Linked DNA regions of Homo sapiens: all the other regions are linked to region 6. The links are chromatin contacts, found by Hi-C or POLR2A ChIA-PET in ENCODE. All regions are on one chromosome and are shown on one strand. The core of a region is the stretch at or near the end of the contact, and the rest is flanking DNA. Distances in the headings are between cores, read along the strand shown.

Region 1 (3,833 bases), core at 249-2,748, 600 kb after region 6:
TTGAGTAATTGTAGCCATTTCTGAAATAGTTATGGACAACCCAGTTACTTATACGCTGCTTTAAACATTTGCTTTTGAGTATCTGGTTTATAGAGAGACTACATTTGCAATCTTACCTAGTTCTTTCATATCCAGAACCTTCTTACCCCAGTATCATTTGCTTGCTGTCTACCAACAGTCACTCATTGATAACTACCACTGATAGAGTGTGGGTAACCTTAACCTTTTTCTGTCACCCTTCCGTCCCAGACCTAAACTTTCCAAGTAAGAATTCAACTTCTGTGCAACACCAGAGTCCTCATGGTTACTGCATCCTGTAACACCTCTAAGAATCATACATAAAGGGGGGACTGCTTGCTCCCTTTCTCCACCCCTCCTCTCTGTCTCTCTCTCTCTCTCTCTCTCTCTCTCACACACACACACACACACACACACACACACACACACACAACATGAGGACACTGGGTCTTTGCAAACAGGTTCTACTGTCCAGTAAGTGGCTAAGAAATTTCATTCATAACTCGAAACAGATAGACTCCAAAATGAGCAATCTATAATTTTAAATGTTGTCATTAGTCTCCTGGCTGCAAGCGGTTAAAGAAGGCCTTGCAAGCTCATGAATTACGGGTACAGTTTATTACTCTGAATGAGCTCACAACAAGCACAGTATCTCAGGAAGATGGGAGGGGAAGGTTTCCAGGCCCAAAAGCTTACATGGAATGCAGCTTAAATGTCACTTATCCAATTGCAGGGGAATGATCCCTTCTACTCCCATGCCCTTCTCCGCTTCCCTCCTTGTACACATGTATTGTTATACACCTTTCCTTAAAATATACATCACACCAGGCTTTGCTCATTAGCCTTAGAGGTTTTTAAGTGTTTACAAGAGAAAAGGTCCTGTGGTCAAAGAATTAAAAACAGGACAGAACACCCATCCAACCTTCACTGCGGAAAATTTTTCCAACAGATTTCTGCCTATCCCAACCCCAAATGCAGGAGATAAAGAAGCACACCCTAAATCAGAGGTTTCTTCTTACAAACACTGGGCCAATGAGAAATCATATTTTGAGCATACATGGCATTCCATGTTGGTCACTCATAGAAGAATGGGGACATTATAACCTTTTGGAGGTTGGGAGGAAACAGGCAGTTCAAGAGATATGCAGAATCCCACATCCACAGGGCCTGAGATACCAACAACACTGGCCGGACAGGACCCCCATTTTCCTAAGGGACAGTGGGTAAAGTACGAGAAAGGATGAAGCAATCATCCTCAAAGCAACCAGGTCAAACTACCAGAAAAAAATGACTCACTGCTAAATATCTTATCTCTTTCACCCACACCCAAGCCCACCCCGCTGAAGTGAGGAAACAGAGGCTGCCTGAGTAGCTTCCGGCCAAATGAGGACCGCTCTGCGAACTGCCACTGAGAACCATCTGTGTGGCGCCCAAACTCTGGTGCAGTGGCTGGAGAAAGGGAACTGAGACACAAGCCACAGGTTTTGGCAGTCTTCTTATTTCCCCCTAACTGGCCTAACTGAGCAGGAAACCAGCAGTTCTCAACGCAGGCCAACTGAGGTTCCAAATCCAACTCTACCTTCTCCAAACTATAAATTCCTTCCTACAGAAAAAGGGATGGCATCTATTTCTGACACAAAGCACAGGAGTCCTGATGAAAAGCTGGGACTCAACAAATGTTTTGGTTCCCTCTGAAACTGCCCCACCACCTCAGTATGCAAGACCTTAACTCATGATCCCAGTCATCCCTTCCTCTACCAAACACACCTCTGTTGTACACACACCTAAAATTTGAGAACCCAATGAAGATTACAAGCTACCTACTGATGCCCTCATCCTTACAAATTAGGTGGTGGCAGCAGGGACAAAAACTACACTCAACGTTCTTTACAAGACTTTGGTCCTTCTCAAAGGAGGCTCCAGAGAACCCTATGTCCAAGGGGTTGTATTCAAAATTAAGGCTCACGGGTCAGTGAAGTTTGACAAATGTCGGGTACAGATAGCCAGGTTTCTTTCCTTCAGATGTGTTCGTGTACACCATGATCCTCTTAGAACCCAAGCACCCCAAAATTATTTCACCACCAAAGCATCCTCTCTGCTCCACCCGCCCCCCACCCCCGCAAATAAAATCATTCTCAGAACACATTTAAGGATACCCAGCACTAACTTCTCTTGTTCTAGTTTGCTAGTGGATTGATTTGGGTCTTTACTGAGAGAAGGGAGTGTTTTTGTAAGTAATACATGTATAAATGTTCACTTTTAAAGATGTAAACTATACTGAGTATGGAGAGTAAAAATATGAAAGTTTATTTTCAGCAGCTCAGGGAAACTGGAAAAGGCAATTATCCTAATCCTCTGAGGTTTCAACCGTACAAATAACAGAAAGTTAACAAAACATAAGAAACTCAAGGAAATTTTTTCTTTTTTTTTTTTTTTGAGATGGAGTCTCACTCTGTTGCCCAGGCTGGAATGCAGTGGCATGATCTCAGCTCACTGCAACCTCTGCCTCCTGGGTTCAAGCAATTCTCCTGCCTCAGCCTCCCGGGTAGCTGGGACTAGAGGCATGCACCACCACACCCAGCTAATTTTTGTATTTTTCCTAGAGGCGGGGTTTCACCATGTTGGCCAGGCTGGTCTCCTGACCTCAGATAATCCATCCGCCTCTGCCTCCCAAAGTGCTGGGATTACAGGCGTGAACCACCGAGCCCGAAAAGATACCCATGGAATTCTGAGTTCTCACTGTAGCAATGAGTGCTCTTGGGAACCTTATCAGAACTGTCATTGCACTAACAACTGCTAATGAAAACTAGCAGTCATTTCTCGCGAAAATATTTTCTTCTCTTTCTAATTTGTTCTCTTTTACTATTTTGCAAGCATAGGAGAGCGGAATCCAGAAGATACTTAATAAAGCAAATTAATCAAATAAAAAGAAATGACTTAAACTACAATTCAAATGCAATTTTGACTGCATTCTGATTACACCATTTTCTATTGCTACATATCAAGAAAAAGTTGGGTAAGCTCCCTAAAATGTCTTGGCTACTATGTTTCTGCTAAAGAGCTCCTAAGAAGAGGAAAGGAAAACATACTACATTTTAAACCTGACTCAATTGTCTTAGATCTACTTGTGCATAGATTTCATTGAATAAATATAAGAGGGCATTAAGAATGTTGTAGTTTCCCAGTCTTTTTTTTTTTCTTTTTCCACTTCCTAAATTTTCTGTACTACACATATGCTGATTTTCAACAGTAAAAATAACATTTTACATTTGTAGAGAAAATCTAGGGTCTACTAAATAATCTAGTACTTGTTTCCACTCTCCTGCTAACTCTGACAGGAGTGTTGTGGGAAACGAAGTCTGAAAAGGATTCAAAGGGGGCTAGGATTTGCCACAGATCCTGTAAAGGAAAGGATGAGGTGAGCTTACCAACCCCACTGAGTAGGGGCCAAACATCCTTAACAAGCTAGTTGCTGGCCAAGCACGGTGGCTCATGCCTGTAAATCCCAGTGCTTTGGGAGGCTGAGGCAGGAGGACTGCTTGAGGCCAGGAGTTCAAGACTAGCCTGGGTAACACAGCGAGATCCCATCCATACAAAAAAACACTTTTAGTTTAAAAAAAAAAAAAAGAGTGCTGTATGTGGAGGTCTGGGAAAGGACCCTGACTTATAAAAACACAACCAGGCCGGGCGGTGGCTCATGCTTGTAATCCCAGGCCGAGGCGGGTAGATCATGAGGTCAGGAGTTCAAGACCAGCCTGGCCAAGACGATAAAACCCCGTCTCTACTAAAAAATACAAAAACTAGCCAGGCGTGGT
Region 2 (3,626 bases), core at 62-2,561, 600 kb before region 6:
GGTCAGTCTTTCCTAGAGGCATGAGGAACGTTTCAGAGTTCCTTCGGACATTGCAGTGCTGTGGCTGGATGATGCCACTTACCCATCTATTTATCCATTTATTTATTCATTAACTTCAAACACCTTCTATAGTGCAGAGAATTTCTAAATACCATATATTAGAAAATCTTTATTTTATGAGTTTGGCTGACAAGGGTAGGAATAACAACAGATATTAAACCAAAAAGTTTTGCATTACTGAAAAAATTGGACAAATTCATATTAAAAGTTCCTAACCAAAAATCTCACAGATATGATGCAGTAATTGAAATCCATCATATTCTAAGGCTTAAAGCATGATGATCTGCTTCTACAGTGATAATTTGGGTAAGAAGGACAGTGTTCTAAAAAAGCAGCCTTAATATATAACACGGAGGAGTATATGTATTTTGGTCACCGGCCATTTGTCTGTCCATCCATCCATCTGTCCATTCATCCATCCAGCTGTACATACATCCCTACATCCTTTGGTTTATTTCAGTGGTGTCAACTCATTACATGGCGTTGAATGATGTTATCAATAATCATTGGCATGCCCTTTACTCCCTTAGGGTAGAAGAGAATTAGGTAAAAGGTAGTACTGAAAAAATGTTTTCCCCTCTTGCTGCAAAGTTATAAGCTTTTGTTTCCTAATCAGGCCCACTAGACCACATTTTGCCAGTGAGCCTCCACTGAAACAAATAATGATAATGTTCATTTCACATCTTTGACCTGGGAATTGCAGAGTGATTTACCAACATTAACTCATCAATTCTCCTAACACTTCTGAACAAGACATTATAATATATCATTGAATTCATCATGTAAATGGATTCTGTGTTTTCCAGAGAATTTCAATATCCTGGCCACCAATTACATAGGGAGTGAGGAGAAAAATTAAAACAAAAATTACCCTTTTCTGAACTACTGTCTTGTGGCCTGATCTCCATCAGAATGTCTTATTTTCTGGAAATTTTAAAAGGGGGAGGTCAGAGGAGACATCAGCTTTGCTTATGTAAAACTATTAAATAAAATCATACTAGAGAAAAATCATTAGAAAATGACCATTTCCCTTAAACCACTTTCTTCATTTGACTCATTGCTTAATAAAATGATGAACTTGAAACGATGCTGCCTGCTCCATGTCACCCAAATGATGAGTCACATCATGTGAACAAATGGAAATAAATCACCAGCGAAAAGGCCAAACTTCTGTGCTACCCTAGAAATATTTTCTATTTTTCCAGGGCTTCCAATGATCTTCCATTCCTGTTTAACTCAGCTTATAGTAAGCCCTGATGCCAAGATTTTCTGAGTTCCCTGCCAAAACCATGATGCTCTCAGCCTGGGCCTCTCTTCTAGGAGGGAAGACACTGCCCTCCAGATGAAGTGAAAAGGAGAATCACAAAAAGAGGATTATTCCTTATGGGAGGAAATGGGACACGTGCTGCTTATTGTAACATCATTCGCCATTCGTTGGGTATATGGAGGCTTTTATGAGAAAGCAGAGGTTTTTATAACTCATTTACTCTGGCAAGTGAAGCAACACTAAAATTACTTAAGTGTTTAAAAGATAGACGCATAGTAGTTTATGTTCTCAGTCATCTTATTACTGAGACCCTAATTTGCTTTCGTTAAACTGTCGGTTCTCCCTGAGAGTGCTATTGTTATCGGAGCCTCATAACCGTGTACACGGGTCAGTGATGGTACAATATTTCCGGAAATTTAAGTCCTCCATAAGTAGTCAATTGCAGGTTGTTTTAAGGAACAAAGACTGCTTTTCCAGCAAGCCTGGCTTGTGTTCCTATTAAGGCCCCTTCTTTTTTATTGCAAGGGGAAATTTCAAAATCTCATTGCTGTATTTAACTTTCTATTTTAGTAGGCTGCCAGTGCACTTAACCTTCCATATAAAGCTTATATGCGTTTATGCGTTCTTTCCCTTATTAACTTTTTAAGGTTTGGGATGTCAGCCTGACCTAATGATAGAATATGCAAAAATAGTCCTGATACCAGCACCCTGAGCCCACCTAATAAGGGACCTTTTTCATACTGTTTACTTATTTCTGAGTAACAGAAAGTCTGATGGTTTGGTGCTGGCTGGTTAAATTCAACACATGGTAAGCTTGCCTGTTAGTGAAGAAGGTTGAGATTTGGGCTGCCGGTATGTTTTCTTCTTTCAGGCAAGGACTGAGTGGCTTCCCCATGTGTGCCTAGGTGTCCAGCTGACCACAGCTGAGAGGGATAAGCAGGGATTGTGTCCAGCTGAGTTTGGGCCCCTCACTCAGTGGCCTACGTTCCTCGGAGGGTGTGTGTAATTAGCTGCTGAGTAGTAGAAGGCAGTAGCCATGATCCCAGTTGGAAAATAGAAGTAGAGCTAAAGCTAAAAAAAAAAAAAAAAAGGAAACAGGAGAGCTGATTGCAGGAGGAGGAGGAGGTGGGCTCTTGCTATTTTCTAGAGCCTGAACCAACCATGCAAAGTAGAATAGCAGGTGTTGCAGCTCTTTCCCCCAGGAGGACTCCTGAGCCTCGTAAGAAGGTCAGAGAGCTGGTTGAATGTTGGTGCAGGAAGCACGTCAGGAACAGCTTAACACTGGTTTAATTTTCATTTCCCCTGTGTTATTTTACACATGAGGGGAGTCTGAGGCTGAGCGCCGTGGAGAGGTCTTTGTGGGGAGCAGTTCACGTCAGATCCAGGCCTGGTCACCTCCTGGCCTCATCCCATTCACCTGAGTGACTTGTCACCCTTTTCAAGTCCTTTTCCTTCTTTGCTTTTTGCTTCTCCAAGTGTGAGATTGGCAATGTGATCATTATATGAAAAACATTTAAAATTAAAAACGATTCTGTGCAAATATGAAATAGATACCAGTTTTCTTTGATTTCTGTAGTGTCACTGATGATAATATGCACTGTAGATTAAATGATTAGTTTCTGGGGGTGGGGGTGCTACCACTCTTTTATGTACCAATCATATATAAAATAAGTCCTGAGTTCAGAAATGTTAAAATGACAAAAATCACATGGTTGTCATATATAAGCTATGTGTGTTGTATACAGGCTGTTTGACACACAGGCCCTGTTCTTTACAAGGCATGCTTTCTGGAAGCCCAAACCAGTCCCAGGAGTGAAAGCTGGCTCCTAGCAATACATGCGAGTAGGAGTCAGTGAGGGCTTAGGAAAATTATCCAGGAAATTCATTTTGAGCAGCCCAAACTGCTAGCTAGTAGCTAAGCTAGTAGGCAGGAGTTTCATTGACCACATGTCTCAACCACATTTACCACATTTCTTGCTAAAGATGCCCTAAGTGGGGCTGAAAGGCACAAGATATATAGCAGGTGGGGGCAAGGGGGAAGTGAAGAACCTGGGTACCCCACACCCTAGATCATTCAATTACATTTTTAAGAATTTTTTAAATGTACGTATGTTAAAAAGTTTCAGTTTTGCAAAATGAAGAGTTTGGGGGGTGGATGGTGGTAATGGTTGTGCATCATTGTGAACGTACTTAATGCCACTGACTGTATAGTTAAAAATGTTTAAGATGGTACATTTTATATTTGTGTAGTTTACCACAATTTTTAGAAGTATATATGTAATATATATGTATATTTACA
Region 3 (3,297 bases), core at 410-2,909, 570 kb before region 6:
TTTGAAATTTAGGATAGAAGAAAGCCTGAAGATGGATATCTACATTCTTGTATCTTCTTTCAGCAAATATTTACAGAAAGAGAGAGAGAGTGTGTGTGTGTGTGTGTGTGTGTGTGTGTATGCACACACATATGCTACAGGCTAGGCACCTACAGTAGTTAAAGGAGCTTTCAGTCACTGGGGAAAGAAATGAGAAAACAGGCAATTCCTTTACACCATGACCAGCTCTCTCCTAATGGTACCCACAGGTTGCCATGGATGCAGACCAGCATGGCATCTTCTGGGATCAGGGAAGCTTTCATCCTCAGACTTGAATGAGGAGTAGATGTTAACCAGAAAACAAAGTGGATGTATCAGTTAGCATATACTGTGTAACAAGCCATCCCAACAGTTAAGGGCCAAGACCACAATCTTATGATTGTGGGTCACCTGGACTATTTTAGTCTGGGCCAGCTTGGCTGGGACTGGTTAATCCAGCATGGTCTCACTCACATAGCTACTAGAAGGCTGGTTTGCCTGAGAGATGGGTGATCTTCAGCTGGGACAGCTTGTCTCTGCTTCAGGTGGCCTCTCATCCTCCAGTAGACTAGTCTGAGCTTCTTCACTTTGCAGGCTAAGGGTTCCCAAAAGCAGCAAGAAAGGGCAAGCCCCAGTGCATGAGTGCTTTTCAAGCTCTGCTTCAAGATGCTTGCTAATTTCCCTTTAACCAAAGCAAATTACTTAATTTGTTCAGTTCAAAGGATGGGGAAACTCCAGCTCTAGTCACATGAGGACAACATGAGCAAAGCTCAAAGGTAAGAGAGAACATGGCATGTTGGAAGACAGCAAGTAGTTTGGAGTGGCTGGAGTCAGGCATATGTGAAGTCTCATGAAGAAAAAGCCAGATCATAAAGTGTCTTTTCAGTAAGTTCTGCTGAGGAGTTTAGAGTTTATCTTGAAGACAGGGGAGTGGTCATTGAAAGAGTTTAAGCAGGATGTTGACATGATCAATGAGATGTGTAGAGACATGGTTAGGTGGTAGAAGCCTAAAAACACTCGTTAGCCTAGACAATTCAGGAAGTTTCCAAAGAGATGACCCAGGGATAGCATAGGAGAAGATGGAAGGACTTGACTGAGAGGTGGCTCAAAGCTGACGTGTACTTTCAGAACAATGTGACCAGAAAAGAGGTTGGAGGCCCTTCAAGGTAGAGCAGAAAAGACAGAGGCTCAGGTCATCAGCAATATCCGTATGAATCTGGTGGGAGAACTCCACCAGTGTTCCTCACCTCGCTCCTTTGTGGGATCCTGCCAGACTCCAATGTCCTTGGGTTCTAAATAAACACCTACCAAGGGGCTGAGTCAAAGAGATTCCAGTCTCTGGAAGTGTCTTCTTGTCATTGTCATCACCCAGCCAAAGACTCTTTTCCTTCCAACATGTTTTTCCCTTTGACCTCAAAATAAACAATGTGTTCTAAAGGCTCTGGGGCACTCTCAAAATGCTTCTCTGACCTCGGATAGGACCATGCTTACCCATTAATTTCCAGATCTGACCTTTTCACTACACCTTTAAGCATAACTCTTTCAAAAGGCAAAAATAGAAATGACTGTTTCATTTCACCAAATTCAAGTCGCCAAGAGTGAGAACGTGTGGTTTTCACCGGTACGTTTGGGGACCAGTTTGTTGTCACTGAAACTGCCTGATATCGGGTCGGAGTGGCTGGGTATTTTTCAGTCCTTGGGGTTATAACTCAAATGTTGGAAGTGGTATCTTTTATAGGTAAAATTGAGGGAGGGGAGCATCAAAATGTGTGCGATGCAGATAATAATTTGCCAAGTTTTCTAATTTTTTTCATTAAAAAAGAACATACAGAAGAGTCTACAAGTAGGGCAGGCAGCCTTCATTCCTATGCTCTTTTCCTTGAGGGACACCTTCCCTAACCAAATAATTGAAAATAAATGGGAATTGTGGGAACAGAGGAAGACAAGAAGGAAAACTAAAAACCCAGGACCTAATCTTCCAGGGGCAGGCAGGCCACTTTTGTAGCTCAGATTCTGACCTTTTCTCCAATCAAAGAGTTCGAACAGACTGACTGATTGGAGTGCTCTGTCAGCATTAAACTCAATGCAGGGTTCTGCTCTGGCACCTTTAGGGGTGGTGGTTTAGACCCTCTGCGTGCCATGTCTTATCACCAGCACTGCTAACTGAATGGGATGCATTTTCAAAGACAGGAGAGGGTTTGAAAAACCCCAGGGCATGCTCGGAGCCTGCAGGCATTTGTTTGCTGCTGAGAACCATGGCAAGCATTTTTGACATTTTTATCAGAGTCTTAGTTAAACAATTATGTGGAGGACTGATAAAGAAGTGTGTGATAGGAGACTTCATAATTTAAAGTGCCCAAATTTGGTGAGCTTTATACTCATGTGAAATGGAAATGAAAACATGGCATGTTTTGGAATTCCTGATTCTGCTTATTTGCTTTAATAGCAGATCATTGCATAAACACTGACTCATTGCATTCTATACTGAAAGGAAGATATGGTTTGCTGTGTTCAATCTGGTCTGGCTTCCAGAACACAGTATAGAACAAGTGCCAGAAGAAGGGATGAGCTCAGCTTTATAGGTGACTGGAGAGATACCCAATTCCATGTTTTGTGCTGTACAAACACATGACCTTACATGAAGTTTTGCATAAAATATTGAAACAATACATTTCTCTTTATAAATATGTATGTAATCTGTTCTAGAGTGTATGGAGTAGACAGTAAAAAAAAATAGAATCTTCTTATTTTTGGAAGTGGGGTGAAGACGCAGGTGTGCATATGCTGCCACCTGCGTGTTATTTCACTGAGTTTTGTCAGGTTCTTTTCTTACTCATCTGCACTTTGTATGTTACCTTAAGCGCTGTAACCATTCTAAGCTGCCAGGGACATGGGTATGCAATCAAAGTCAACACTGTGATTAAAACCACCTCCTGTTGTTTACCTTTTTAGAAATTTTAATAATACAGTCAAGTCTGAAAGAGCAGAACTTTTCTCAAAGCTACACACTTGGTTGCCTCTTCTTGATTAATGCATGGGGGTGGTCACTGTAACCTAAGGTCTGACAGATGGTGCGGAGATTGATGAAGTTAAGGCCTGTTAGGTATTCCGAGTGTCTTATAAAGAAAAATAGGCTACCTTAATTCAAATTGTTGTTGCTCTTCCAACCTTCTCTTATGTAAACTCCCTGTATATTACAATGACAGACTCTCTCTCTTTCTGTCTCACACACACACACACACACACACGCATGCATGCACACATACGCACACTCCTGAC
Region 4 (3,699 bases), core at 590-3,089, 690 kb before region 6:
ACATACATATATATAATTTTTTGCTTCACAGAATGGAATATTATACAGCAGTGAATATGAAGGAACTATAGTAGCTACCTGTAACAACATGGCTAAATCTTAGAAACAATATTGTGTGAAAAAAACTAGTCACAAAAGACTATATACAGTATGATAGTATTATAAAGTTTAAAATCAAGCACAATTAAACTATGTATTTTAGAGAGTGATAGATAGAAAATTTAAGATAGTGGTTACCCCTGGAGAGAAGGCAGGAGGATGGCTTAGGGAAATAGCAAATAGGTAGATGGATCAAAATACCCCTAAATGTCTAGTTCTCAAATAGGGTGGTCGGTGTATGCCTGTTCATTTTATTCTTATGCTTCACAGGTTACGTACATGTTAGTGCATTCTTTTGTGGGTTACAAACATTGCATGATAGAAATATTTTTAAAGTGATAGCATGTCAGAATTATGGCTTGTTTTTTCCATCTCTATTTCCTAACATTCTCTTTCCATAGTCCCCAGGGAGGGGGCTTGAGATCACACAGGAGTAATTAGAAGGTCTGCTTCTGACAGTGTCGCTCCTTGAGTGGTGGAGGTTTTAGGGGGAGGCTGACAGTAACTACTGAGTGGAATTGAGAGGTGAAGCCAGCTGGACTTCCTGGGTCGAGTGGGGACTTGGAGAACTTTTCTGTCTTCCAAGGGTATTATAAAATGCAGCAGTCAGTGCTCTGTAGCTAGCAAGAGGTTTGTAAAATGCACCAATCAGTGCTCTGTAAAAATGCACCAGTCAGTGCTCTGTAGCTAGCAAGAGATTTGTAAAATGCACCAATCAGTACTTTGTAAAATGGACCAATCAGCAGGGTTCTAAAAGTAACCAATCATGGGGAGGATTGAGAAAAGGGCGTTCTGATAGGACAGAAACAGGACATGGACGGGAAAAATAATGGAATAAAAGCTGCCCCCCCCAACCCCCCACCCCCACCCGCACCAGCCACCAGTGCAACCTGCTCAGATTCTTTTCCAGCTGTGGAAGCTTTGTTCTTTCACTCTTTATGATAAATCTTGCTGCTGTTCAGTCTTTTGGGTCTGTGCCATCTTTAAGAGCTGTAACAGTCACCGCAAAGGTTAGCGGCTCCATTCTTGAAGTCAGCGAGACCACGAACCCACCAGAAGGAACCAACTCCAGACACAGAATCAGCTAGGAGACGTGGGTGCTTTCTGTATAGTGCTTCCTACCAAAAGCCTAGAAAATCTTGGGGCGTGGAGAAAAGAAAATCCATCAAGTAAAGGCTTGATCACCTCTTGGAAAACCCATATTCATTGTCCCAACAGTGACTAATACGTCTAACTGTGGGCCTGGGTAGGATATTATGAGAAACCTGTTCTTTTGGTGCCCACCTTTCTTTTCTGAGCAACACGTGGTCTTCTGAGTGAGGCAGGAGTCCGGCATATGCGTGATGATGTAATATGTTAGGCAGCCAGGCCCTCACCTTTTCAAAGGTTCGATCTTGAAAAATCAAAGGTGGATATGTGAGAAATAAGCCCATATAGGAATAAGAATGACAATGGAAGTGGAAAATGTAAGTTGGGACTGATGTTCTGCTGCTTTGAGTACTGAAATTCTCTGCTGCTCGGATTCATCATCACTGAAGTGCTGGCCAGTACTGGGAGGGGGGCAGAGCTCTCCCGGGAGTCGTCGCTTATTCTGAAACAGCTGAGCAGAATAATGAGTGACAGGCTGGTGGTGGGGAGGTTGAGTCTTACTCCGGATTTCCATTAAATGAGTGCATGGAATCAATAGCTAACTGAACATTTGTCTTTAGAACACCCAGGGGCCCCTGGGGAATTTGGTATTTTCAGTCTAATTCTCAGACAGGAAAATGCGCAGCATGACTATTTTTTAAAATAGTTTCAACATCTTTTATGTAATGCTGATGCATCTGGAAGTGAAAACGCTAAGAGTTTCATTTCACTAAAAAATGGATTTTTTTTGGCTTTAACCTTTAAGTTGAAATCACAATTAGTGGCCTTTTCACCATAGTCATAAGAGTATCAAAGTGTGTGTATTCACCCACACATCAAACCAGTGTTTACTGAGAGTATATTCTGTGCAAAGAATTGTGCAGTTTGTTATGAAAAATACAGAGACCTCGCTGGGGCCCCTAAGGAGCTCATAGTCTAGAAAGGGAGACAGATCATTACACGGCAGGGAAAATACAATATGTATGGGAGCATGTCACAAAGGAAGTGACATCGAGCTGAATCTTAAAGGAAGAGCAATGCTTGAATGAATGAGGACATCCCTGATTGAAGGACCAGCATAATGAACAAAGAATTTTGCCTTATATTACTAAGATTCCATCAGATGTTATGACGCAAACATAAGCATCATGGTAATGAAATTAATAGTAAATTTAAATAAAAATGATCAAATTAAGACTTTTTTGGTTTTGTCTATTCTACCTTCTCATTTTAATTATGTTGCAAAGAACCATATACTTAGGGTAAACTGGTCAATAGCTGTGGCCATGGAATAGAATTATAATTCAATTTAAAAGGAGTTTAATAGTCTCATGGTAAATGAATAGGTTACAGCTGGGCACTGTGGCTCACACCTGTAGTCCCAGTTCTTTGGGAGGCCTAGGTGGGAAGATTGCTGGAGACCAGTAGTTTGAGTCCAGCCTGGGCGACATAGCAAGACCCTGTCTCTACTAAAAAATTAAAAAAATAGTTGGGCGCAGTGGCTCACGCCTGTAATCACAGCACTTTGGGAGACCACATGCTGGTCGAGACCATCCTGGCCAACATGGAGAAACCCCATCTCTACTAAAAATACAAAATTAGCTGGACGTGGTGGTGCATGCCTGTAATCCCAGCTACTCAGGAGGCTGAGGCAGGATAATTGCTTGAACCTGGAAGGCGGAGGTTATGGTGAGTGGAGATTGCGCCATTGCACTCCAGCCTGGGCAACAGGAGTGAAACTATGTTTCAAAAAAAAAAAAAAATTAAAAAATTAGCCAGGCATGGTGGCGTGTGCCTGTAGTCCCAGCTACCCAGGAGGCTGAGGTGAGAGGACCACCTGAGCCCGAGAGGTTGAGGCTGAAGTGAGCTGTCATCACACCACTGCACTCCAACCTGGGAAACAGAGTGAGAACTTGTCTCAAAGAAAAAAAAAAAAGAATGTTATGAATTTAGTATTTTTATACTTCCCCTACAACTCTAGTATCTCTGAGGAAAAGCCTCAATCAGAAAAATGATTTGCTTTGGGGTTTTATCTTTTATCAGTGATAAATGTGAATTGAGAATAGAAATCTCAAAATGCAATAATGATAGTACTTTATATTTCAGTAGGACTTAATATATAAAACTCTAATATGCATTATTTAAATTTGGCCAATATGCAAGAGAAAAGCAACATAGGGCAGAATTATGAGTTTGCTTCGTAAAATAACTATTACCAGTTCATTCTGTTCAACTATGTACTGGTAGCATTTGTAAACAATTCATTCTTATTTTTTTTCCAAAGTGCATTGCAAAATAGTCTTGCCTGTATTTTCCTGTTTGCAGTCTATTTCATTAAATTTCTGCAATTCTAAATTAGAATAGCATCTAATAGACCACATATGAAATGTGCTTGCTATTAATTCAGACATTTTATGGCATATTCATTAGTCAAATCCTTAGTATTTATTTATGAAGTCACATTACTCTGTC
Region 5 (3,541 bases), core at 25-2,524, 520 kb before region 6:
GAAAGGGTGAACTTTTCAAGTCAAAGAGCAGGGACGTAAATAAATGCAGTTATGGCTGTCTTAGGAGGATCCATTCACTTAAGGCAAAGGTCTTAGAAGTTACAGAAGAGGAGAGAGAATGGGAACTACTGTGGCACCAGGATGTCTGGAGAAGAGAAAGTGCGCTTACTGTGCACAGCTTCCTCTCCCTCACCTGCGCCACGGTGAACCCACCTATATCTTTCTGCTGGCAAAAACATTTGCTCAGTGTGTCGCCGGAGTACTTGAGTGTCTGATATTTCTCAAGGCAGAATCTACCTCACTGTCTCTGAAACCTCAAAATATGTGGCCCTCTCGAAGGATAACAGTTGGCAGCAACCTAAGGCTGTTCTGCTCCAACTTGGAATGAAGAGGAATATGATTTGGCCATTCTTCTTAGCACAGAGGCAAATAAAAAAAAAAACCCTTATATACTTCAAAAGATGAAGATCTTACTTCTTACTGGCTATCTTTGCACCAGGTCCTGGGATTGGCATATAATAAAAAATGCATATGCAGTGGCCATGAAATGGGCTTAAAGGTCAATCTTGGCTGCCAGTCGTGGCTAAACTGCATTGTATTCCATGTTTTTTTCCATATTGCCCCTGCAGTGTACATATACATGCACAGTCATGGCCCCTGCACACTGTGTACACACTCACGCCTGCACACATGTATGCATATCAACGCCTGCACATGTACTTGTATGCACACTCACCCACACATGTGCATTTGTGTGCACTCACTTCTGCACACCTATTTGCATGCACGCTCATCTCCCACAAATATGTATGCATGCACACTCACGCCCCCCCCACCCTCCCGTGTGAAACTCTGCACCTGCTTGTCTTTACCCTCACCCTTGAACCTGTGTATAACCTCATAAAGTAGGAAGAAGCCCAGTGTTGAACTCTACAGCCTTTTACATTCAAAATGGTTTTGAAAAATGCCCATTCAGAGGAACAGGAAAGCACCAAACCTAAAAGGTCTGAGGACCTTTCCATGCTTTCTGTCTCCTAATCTCAGAGCTGTACCAATCTGTTATTTAAAAATTAGTCATTATTTATCCAAGGCAGGAGGGGACAAATGTAACTGTTAGTTCAGTAAATGATTTCATTCTTTTTTTTTTCCTGTGTCCTTTCTACTGTTAAAGTGACGAAAATGACACCACGGTTTGATATGTGGGGTTGGTTTCAGTTTGAATAATCTCATCCTTAGCTGCATGTGAACTCATGTCTTCTCACACTCTATTAGATAAAAGCCTAAAACAGGAAGGCCAGAAACAACTGTTTTTAAAAAGCTCATGCTACCCTGGCAACTTAAGTTGGAAGAACCTAATAAATAAATACAAAGCTGCCCCTCTGTCCTAATGTACTTCTTCTGAATTCCAGCTGGGCACCTCATGGTTTCATGCCTGAATCACAAAGGCGAGTGCCAGTACCCAGCCAGAGCAGTTTTCCTACCATAAACCAGTAAATGTGTGTGTATCACATGTAAGTCAGGGTCAGATGGGGAAAATCAACTACAAAACCGCAGAGACATTATGCAAAATTGGATTACGTACATGTTTTCAGTTTTGTCTCTTAGCAGTTTAAGTCTTTAATTAAAATACACACGAGAGAGAGAGACAGAGAGAGAGAGAGAGAATCTGTAACTGTTAGATTTTATAGGCCCCGGTTATGAGATAATAGCCTTCCAAGTAATTTTTATGGGTCATTCTATCTAGTGGCAACTTAGACTATAAAGCCATCTCCCAGCTTCCCAAAAGTAATGTCTGTTTTCTCACTTTCTAATAATTACTTCAGATTTGAAAGTAAGGAGTTGTCACAGTGAATACAAATTAGAGTCAGCTTCAGGGTATTACTAAATGTGGATTGTTTTGTTCCGAGTTTTATCCATTTTAGGCAGAGTAACATGATCATTTATATACATCTGCCTCTATGCAGGCTGTGTAGACATACTCAGAACACCAGCTTCACCTCTTCAGTCTTCTAAGACAGTCTTTCTAATACTCTATATTGTCTAATAGCTAAGCTATTGTTAAATAAAAACACGCAAATGTTTGCAGTTAGGCTCCCCCCTCCATTCTCAACCTCTTAAGTGATACAGACAGTAAATGCATTTTGATGTTTATTTAGAAAGTTGGCATCCTGGGACTGTTCACAAGATAGCTAATTTGTCTGAAGGTCCCCAGAGACAGTGAAAGTCATCCCACCATCTCTCTAGCTGCCCTCATACCGGGGAAGTAAAATGCAGCATAGAACACTGCAGCTCACGTTATGGAGAACAGTGGTGCTATGGTGATTTCCTTTCTATTCAAATCATTTAGTGAGGATTTACATAATTTGCATTAACGTGTGACTTTCGATCACTTATGCTGCAGCAGAGTATTCGTTGCCTATGTTCTCTAAGGCACCAGTGTGGTGGTTCATGTGTCCTTGTATAAAAGATTACTGTCCTCCCCATCCCCAGTCTTTGTATCTGTGCACCAGAACAAAATGCCCTCGGATCATGGCCACCCAGGCCAGAGAATGAGGACCCACACTTTAAAAACCCTGTAGATGATAGGATGAGCGGTCCTCATCCGTCCCCTCCCTGAGAGTGAGGTTGGGTTGGAGTAGAAGGATGGACTCTGCCAAATGATGACAGCAGCCCTGAGAGTCCTTCTCACAGGTGGCCAGCTCTGTCCCCTCCAGCCTCACCACACATTCCCCTAGTACACAAAGGCAGACCCGGGCAGCCACTCAGCATGCACATGTAGCAGTGTCCCCTGTACACTGGTACCCTCAAGGCCTCCCTGGCACCTTTGCTTGTTACGTTGGCTGATTTCTTCAAAGGGAAATATGGGATGTGGTGCAGCCTGGCCCTCACACACTCTGAAAATAGCACTGCCCAGGGCCAGGCCTTTTCCTTTGCACACTGCCATACCCACCCTGGAAAGTACTCCATGGTTGTATCACAAGAAAACAGCCATTTGGGCATTTTAAATTACTCAAAATATTATAAAAATATTTATAAAATATATTAATGTATATATTTATAAAATACAAAGAGTATATGATTACCAGGCAAATGAGTAGACAGTGATAGAACTATCATAAGAATAGGATTGGCTATTAATTATAATAATGATTGGAATAGATAACATTTATTGAACATGTATTATGTGCCAAGCACTGTGCTAAAATATTTACATGCAGCAGTTCATCAAAAGCTCATGGGAAGCCATGTGCAGTGTCATGCACCTGTACTCCCAGCTACTTGGGTGGCTGAGGCAGGAGGATCACTTGAGCCCCAGAGTTTGAGCCTAGCCTAGGCAACATAGCAAGAACCCATCTCAAAGAAGAAAACAATACAAAAAGCTCATGACAGTTGTAAGACATATGTACCATCATTACCCTTATTCAACAGAAAAGGAAATTGGGGCTTAGGGTGGGTGGTTACCTTACTTGTACAAAGTCACACAGCTAGTAAGTGGAGGAGTTGGTTCAATGAAGGATAACCAGGGAAGCATCTGTGGGCA
Region 6 (3,824 bases), core at 229-2,728:
TCCAAATAAGGTCACATTCACAGGTTCTGAGTAGAAATGAATACTGGGGAGAGACTATTCAACCCTACGGCAACCTTAAGAAGCCGTTTAACCTCTCTTAGTCTCAGCCTCTTTATCTGTACCACAAAGCATTCTTGTGAGGATGAAATGAGAAATCCAGTGAAAACAGTTCAGCATCAGCTTTGGTAGTCCAAAATGTTAGCTGCTATTGCTGCTAACCTGTCATCATCATCATCTTTCTTCTTCATCTTCATCAGCCACTAGAATTATTATTTTTTGAGACAGAGTCTTGCTCTTTTTGCCCAGGCTGGAGTGCAGTGGCACCATCTTGGCTAACTACAATCTCTGCCTCCCGGGTTCAAGCTATTCTCCTGCCTTAGCCTCCCAAGTAGCTGGGACTACAGGCACCCACCACCATGCCCAGCTAATTTTTGCATTTTTAGTACAGACGGGTTTTCACCATTTTGGCCAGGGTGGTCTTGAACTCCTGACCTCAGGTGATCCGCCCACCTCGGCCTCCCAAAGTTCTGGGATTACAGGCATGAGACACCACACTGGCCAGTCACTGGAATTATAGGAGCTATGAGAGACAAAAGGGACAGCTCACAGTCTCCACTCCCAAGTAGGTTCTGGTTTAGCTGTGGACACTCCACTAACATCCCTTACAGGCTAAAGTGCTGAGTGCTATGGTTAGGACTGCCAAGGAAGAGGAGGCCAGGGTGGATGTCACCTGAGTGGACAGCACAAAAGGCACCCAACACAAGTAAGTTTTTTTTTGTTTTATTTTATTTTAGCCAGGGTCTCGCTCTGCTACCCAGGCTGGAGTGCAGTGGCACAATCATAGCTCACTGCAGCCTCAACTTCCTGGGCTCAAGCAATCCTCCCACTCAGTGTCTTGAGTAGCTACGACTACAGGGGGGTGCCACCATGTCTGGCTAATTTTTTAGTTCTTGGAGAAATGGGGACTCACTAATATGCCCAAGCTGGTCTTAAATTCCTGGGCTCGAGTACATCTCTTGCCTCACCCTCCCAAATTGTTGGGATTACAGGCATGAGCCACCATGCCCAGCTTTGAAAGGATTCTTAGGAGCAACATGGACCCCAACGGAGCTATGACTCACTGCCTTGAAGGGAGTGGTCTCTTCATTTCCATGCCATGAAACGTGCTCAAGGGCACACAGTCATATCACTCCTGAAGCTGAGATGCTTTCACTTCTCCTTGAAGAAGCATATCTCTAACCAAAATAACATTGCCTGTCATTTTGGTGAAACATCTTTGAGGTTTTGAGCTCATGGGAGTCCCAGGGGAGGAGAAACGTCTGACCTTCTTTACTAACCTTAAAGTCTCAGACAAAAATCATAGGTGGAGCTCTTCCCATCTGAATTTGCAATGCCTGTACAAAGTTAGCTGCCACGTGAAAACTATAAAGTGTGTGTTAGAATGTTTCTACTGTTAGAGTAGATAGGCAGATATGAGCAGGGCAGGAGAGGGCACCCCCAGGAGTGTCAGGTGACCATCAGGTGATGATCAGGCGGTTGTTAAACTCTCTCTGAAATGATAATTGGTCACAGCCGGCACCAGGCAAAGACAGGCTCCCAGTAGATAGAAAATACCTGGAGCTGGTGATCAGCAGCTTCTCAATAAGAGTTCAGGGGTTGGACAAGCAGGCCCAAGCATGCACACTAAGAGGCAAAGTGGCAGGTATATGACCTTCACCTGGGAACAGTCGACCGGTAAAGGAAAATTGCCCCTAGAGAGCATGCGCGCAACTGCAGTAAAATAAACTATGCACGCAGTCACCCTCCCAAGTGCTGAGCAACACTGTGCATGTGGTGGTTGAGCAACAGCCCGCCCCAAGGGAAGGATCAAGGGAGGAGAAAAGAAAGCCCCAAAATCATGCCAATGTATAAATCCCCAAGTCAAAGGCTGAATGGGGCGGTTGGCCTCTCAAGTTGCCAGCTTGGCCTTTTTCCATATGTACTTTGCTTCCTTTTGCTTCTGCTCTAAAACATTTTAATAAACTCTCATCCCTGCTCTAAAACTTGCCTCAGTCTTTCCCTTTGCTTTAAACCTGTGTCTGCCCCTCAGCAGAATTTTTTCCTCCAAGGAGACAAGGATCGAGTTTGCTGCAGATTTGTGTGAATTCCACCACTGGTAACACTACCACTGCTGGAAAGCTTGAGATGTTGCGTGCAAGAGACCTAGAGTCAAAAACATCCATTGTTGGCTGGGCTCACGCCTGTAATCACGAGGTCAGGAGTTCAAGACCAGCCTGGCCAAGATGGTGAAACCCCATCTCTACTAAAAATACAAAAAAACTTAGCCAGGCACGGTGGCGGGCGCCTGTAATCCCAGCTACTCAGGAGGCTGAGGCAGAAGAATAGCTTGACCTCGGGAGGCGGAGGTTGCTGTGAGCTGAGATTGCACCACTGCACTCTAGCCTGGGCAGCAGAGCAAGACTCCATCTCCAAAAATAAAAATAAAAATAAAGTACATTGCTAAAAACCATACTTTGGAGCACTCAGTGGCTGTTTAATTGAGAGTGCAATTGGGATTTCCTTTTTTCTAACCTTTCCATGTGGAGAGGACTCTGGAAAAATAGTGACTGCTGGCCTGTGCATGTACACGTCTGAAGTGTACTGCTGAAGTAACTAGCTTTCTTTAATCTGCAGAAGACCTTGCCTTTCATACTGGTATTATAAATAAGATGAATTCTGTTCATCAATAAGTAGGGACTTAAAGACAAAATTGTTCCTTTAATAATAGATCCGCTGGGCAAAAATAATCTGATTGGCTTCTTTGATATGAGATGAAAGATAAATTGATTCATGTAAATGTGTTTCCCTTTGGAGAGTACTCCAGTGCACTGAGTTGGGGCACAACATGATATAATTAATAGTTGTCATAGCAATGGGTTATATTGCTAAAATCCAGATGTGAGTTGGCTATTAGGGTTTCACAACATGTATGGAGGCTGGATTTATAGACCATCCCATAAAACTTCCATACATCCAATGTATCTATACTAAATAGTCTTAGCTTACATTCTTGGTCCTCTAAGCAGAAATCAAATGCCTGATCATATCACTGGAATTTTCTAGAAGTGTTTGGAAATTAAATTCTTCCCACTGAATGGTCAGGTCATGTATCCTGATGTTCTTTTTGAAACTGCAGCTGCTGTAATCCTTTGGTATGGTGAGGAAGATGAGCAGATGAAGAAGAGGGAGAATATCTCTTTCAAAAGCCCCTGGCAAATTTTTGTTTGCTCGGTTTTTTTGTTTGTTTGTTTTGTTTTGTTTTGTTTTTAAGACAGAATCTTGCTCTGTCACCCAGGCTGGAATGCAGTAGTGTGATTTTGGCTCACTGCAGCCTCCACCTCCTAGGTTCAAGAGATTCTCATGCCTCAGCCTCCCAAGTAGCTGGGACCACAGGAATATGCCACCACACCTGGCTAATTTTTGTAATTTTAGTAGAGACGAGGTTTTGCCATGTTGGCCAGGCGGGTCTTGAACTTCTGACCTCAAGTGATCTGCCTGCCTCCATCTCCCAAAGTGGTAGGATTACAGGTGTGAGCCACTGCACCTGGCCGTTTTTTTGAGAAAGGGTCTTACTCTGTGGCCCAGGCTGGAGGCAGTAGTGTGATCAAGGCTCACTACACAGTTGACTTCCTGGGCTCAAGCAATCCTCCCACCTCAGCCTCCCCAGTAGCTGGAATTCAGGCGCATACCACCATGCATGGCTAATTTTTTGACTTTTTGTAGAGATAGGGTCTCTCTATGTTGCCCAGGCTGGTCTCGAACTCCTGGGCTTAAGTGATCCTCCT

What was found. Hi-C counts contacts between places; a loop is a spot of excess contacts on that map. ChIA-PET counts read pairs that join two places held with the same protein, here RNA polymerase II (POLR2A). Pooled maps may share reads with other maps.
Region 1: a loop to region 6 is called in a pooled map, with 5 times the contacts of the local background. The contact joins two enhancer-like sites. A Hi-C loop is called at or near these places in 3 of 37 single-sample maps with no recorded cell type and 2 of 50 pooled maps.
Region 2: a pooled map shows a loop between it and region 6 (4-fold over the local background). The contact joins two enhancer-like sites. A Hi-C loop is called at or near these places in 2 of 37 single-sample maps with no recorded cell type and 3 of 50 pooled maps. POLR2A ChIA-PET finds 5 or more read pairs at or near these places in 1 of 52 experiments (activated T-cell).
Region 3: a loop to region 6 is called in a pooled map, with 9 times the contacts of the local background. The contact joins two enhancer-like sites. A Hi-C loop is called at or near these places in 11 of 37 single-sample maps with no recorded cell type and 8 of 50 pooled maps.
Region 4: a pooled map shows a loop between it and region 6 (6-fold over the local background). The contact joins two enhancer-like sites. A Hi-C loop is called at or near these places in 4 of 37 single-sample maps with no recorded cell type and 4 of 50 pooled maps.
Region 5: a map with no recorded cell type shows a loop between it and region 6 (11-fold over the local background). The contact joins two enhancer-like sites. A Hi-C loop is called at or near these places in 8 of 37 single-sample maps with no recorded cell type and 4 of 50 pooled maps. POLR2A ChIA-PET finds 5 or more read pairs at or near these places in 1 of 52 experiments (OCI-LY7).

Annotation. Positions count from the first base shown.
Region 1 is chr6:15,297,301-15,301,133 of GRCh38, reverse strand. All of the region lies in intron 1 of JARID2 (jumonji and AT-rich interaction domain containing 2), which reads right to left. Among named protein-coding and RNA genes, the nearest start is that of JARID2-AS1, 51 kb to the right of the region's middle. Within about 2 kb of position 1,498, at least 10 of the 41 ENCODE cell types and tissues checked have a DNase peak (open chromatin) inside an H3K27ac peak, as active enhancers do.
Region 2 is chr6:16,503,785-16,507,410 of GRCh38, reverse strand. All of the region lies in intron 5 of ATXN1 (ataxin 1), which reads left to right. Among named protein-coding and RNA genes, the nearest start is that of ATXN1-AS1, 260 kb to the left of the region's middle. Within about 2 kb of position 1,311, at least 4 of the 41 ENCODE cell types and tissues checked have a DNase peak (open chromatin) inside an H3K27ac peak, as active enhancers do.
Region 3 is chr6:16,471,658-16,474,954 of GRCh38, reverse strand. All of the region lies in intron 6 of ATXN1 (ataxin 1), which reads left to right. Among named protein-coding and RNA genes, the nearest start is that of GMPR, 230 kb to the right of the region's middle. RefSeq lists enhancers at 1-29, 1,700-1,779. Within about 2 kb of position 1,659, at least 3 of the 41 ENCODE cell types and tissues checked have a DNase peak (open chromatin) inside an H3K27ac peak, as active enhancers do.
Region 4 is chr6:16,590,136-16,593,834 of GRCh38, reverse strand. All of the region lies in intron 3 of ATXN1 (ataxin 1), which reads left to right. Among named protein-coding and RNA genes, the nearest start is that of ATXN1-AS1, 170 kb to the left of the region's middle. Within about 2 kb of position 1,839, at least 4 of the 41 ENCODE cell types and tissues checked have a DNase peak (open chromatin) inside an H3K27ac peak, as active enhancers do.
Region 5 is chr6:16,418,949-16,422,489 of GRCh38, reverse strand. The region is part of intron 6 of ATXN1 (ataxin 1); the gene reads left to right. Among named protein-coding and RNA genes, the nearest start is that of GMPR, 180 kb to the right of the region's middle. RefSeq lists an enhancer at 1,237-1,286. Within about 2 kb of position 1,274, at least 9 of the 41 ENCODE cell types and tissues checked have a DNase peak (open chromatin) inside an H3K27ac peak, as active enhancers do; they include OCI-LY7, where a contact is called at or near this core.
Region 6 is chr6:15,899,230-15,903,053 of GRCh38, reverse strand. No RefSeq gene overlaps it. Among named protein-coding and RNA genes, the nearest start is that of LINC02543, 94 kb to the left of the region's middle. RefSeq lists enhancers at 635-694, 1,195-1,474, 1,655-1,744. Within about 2 kb of position 1,478, at least 4 of the 41 ENCODE cell types and tissues checked have a DNase peak (open chromatin) inside an H3K27ac peak, as active enhancers do; they include OCI-LY7, where a contact is called at or near this core.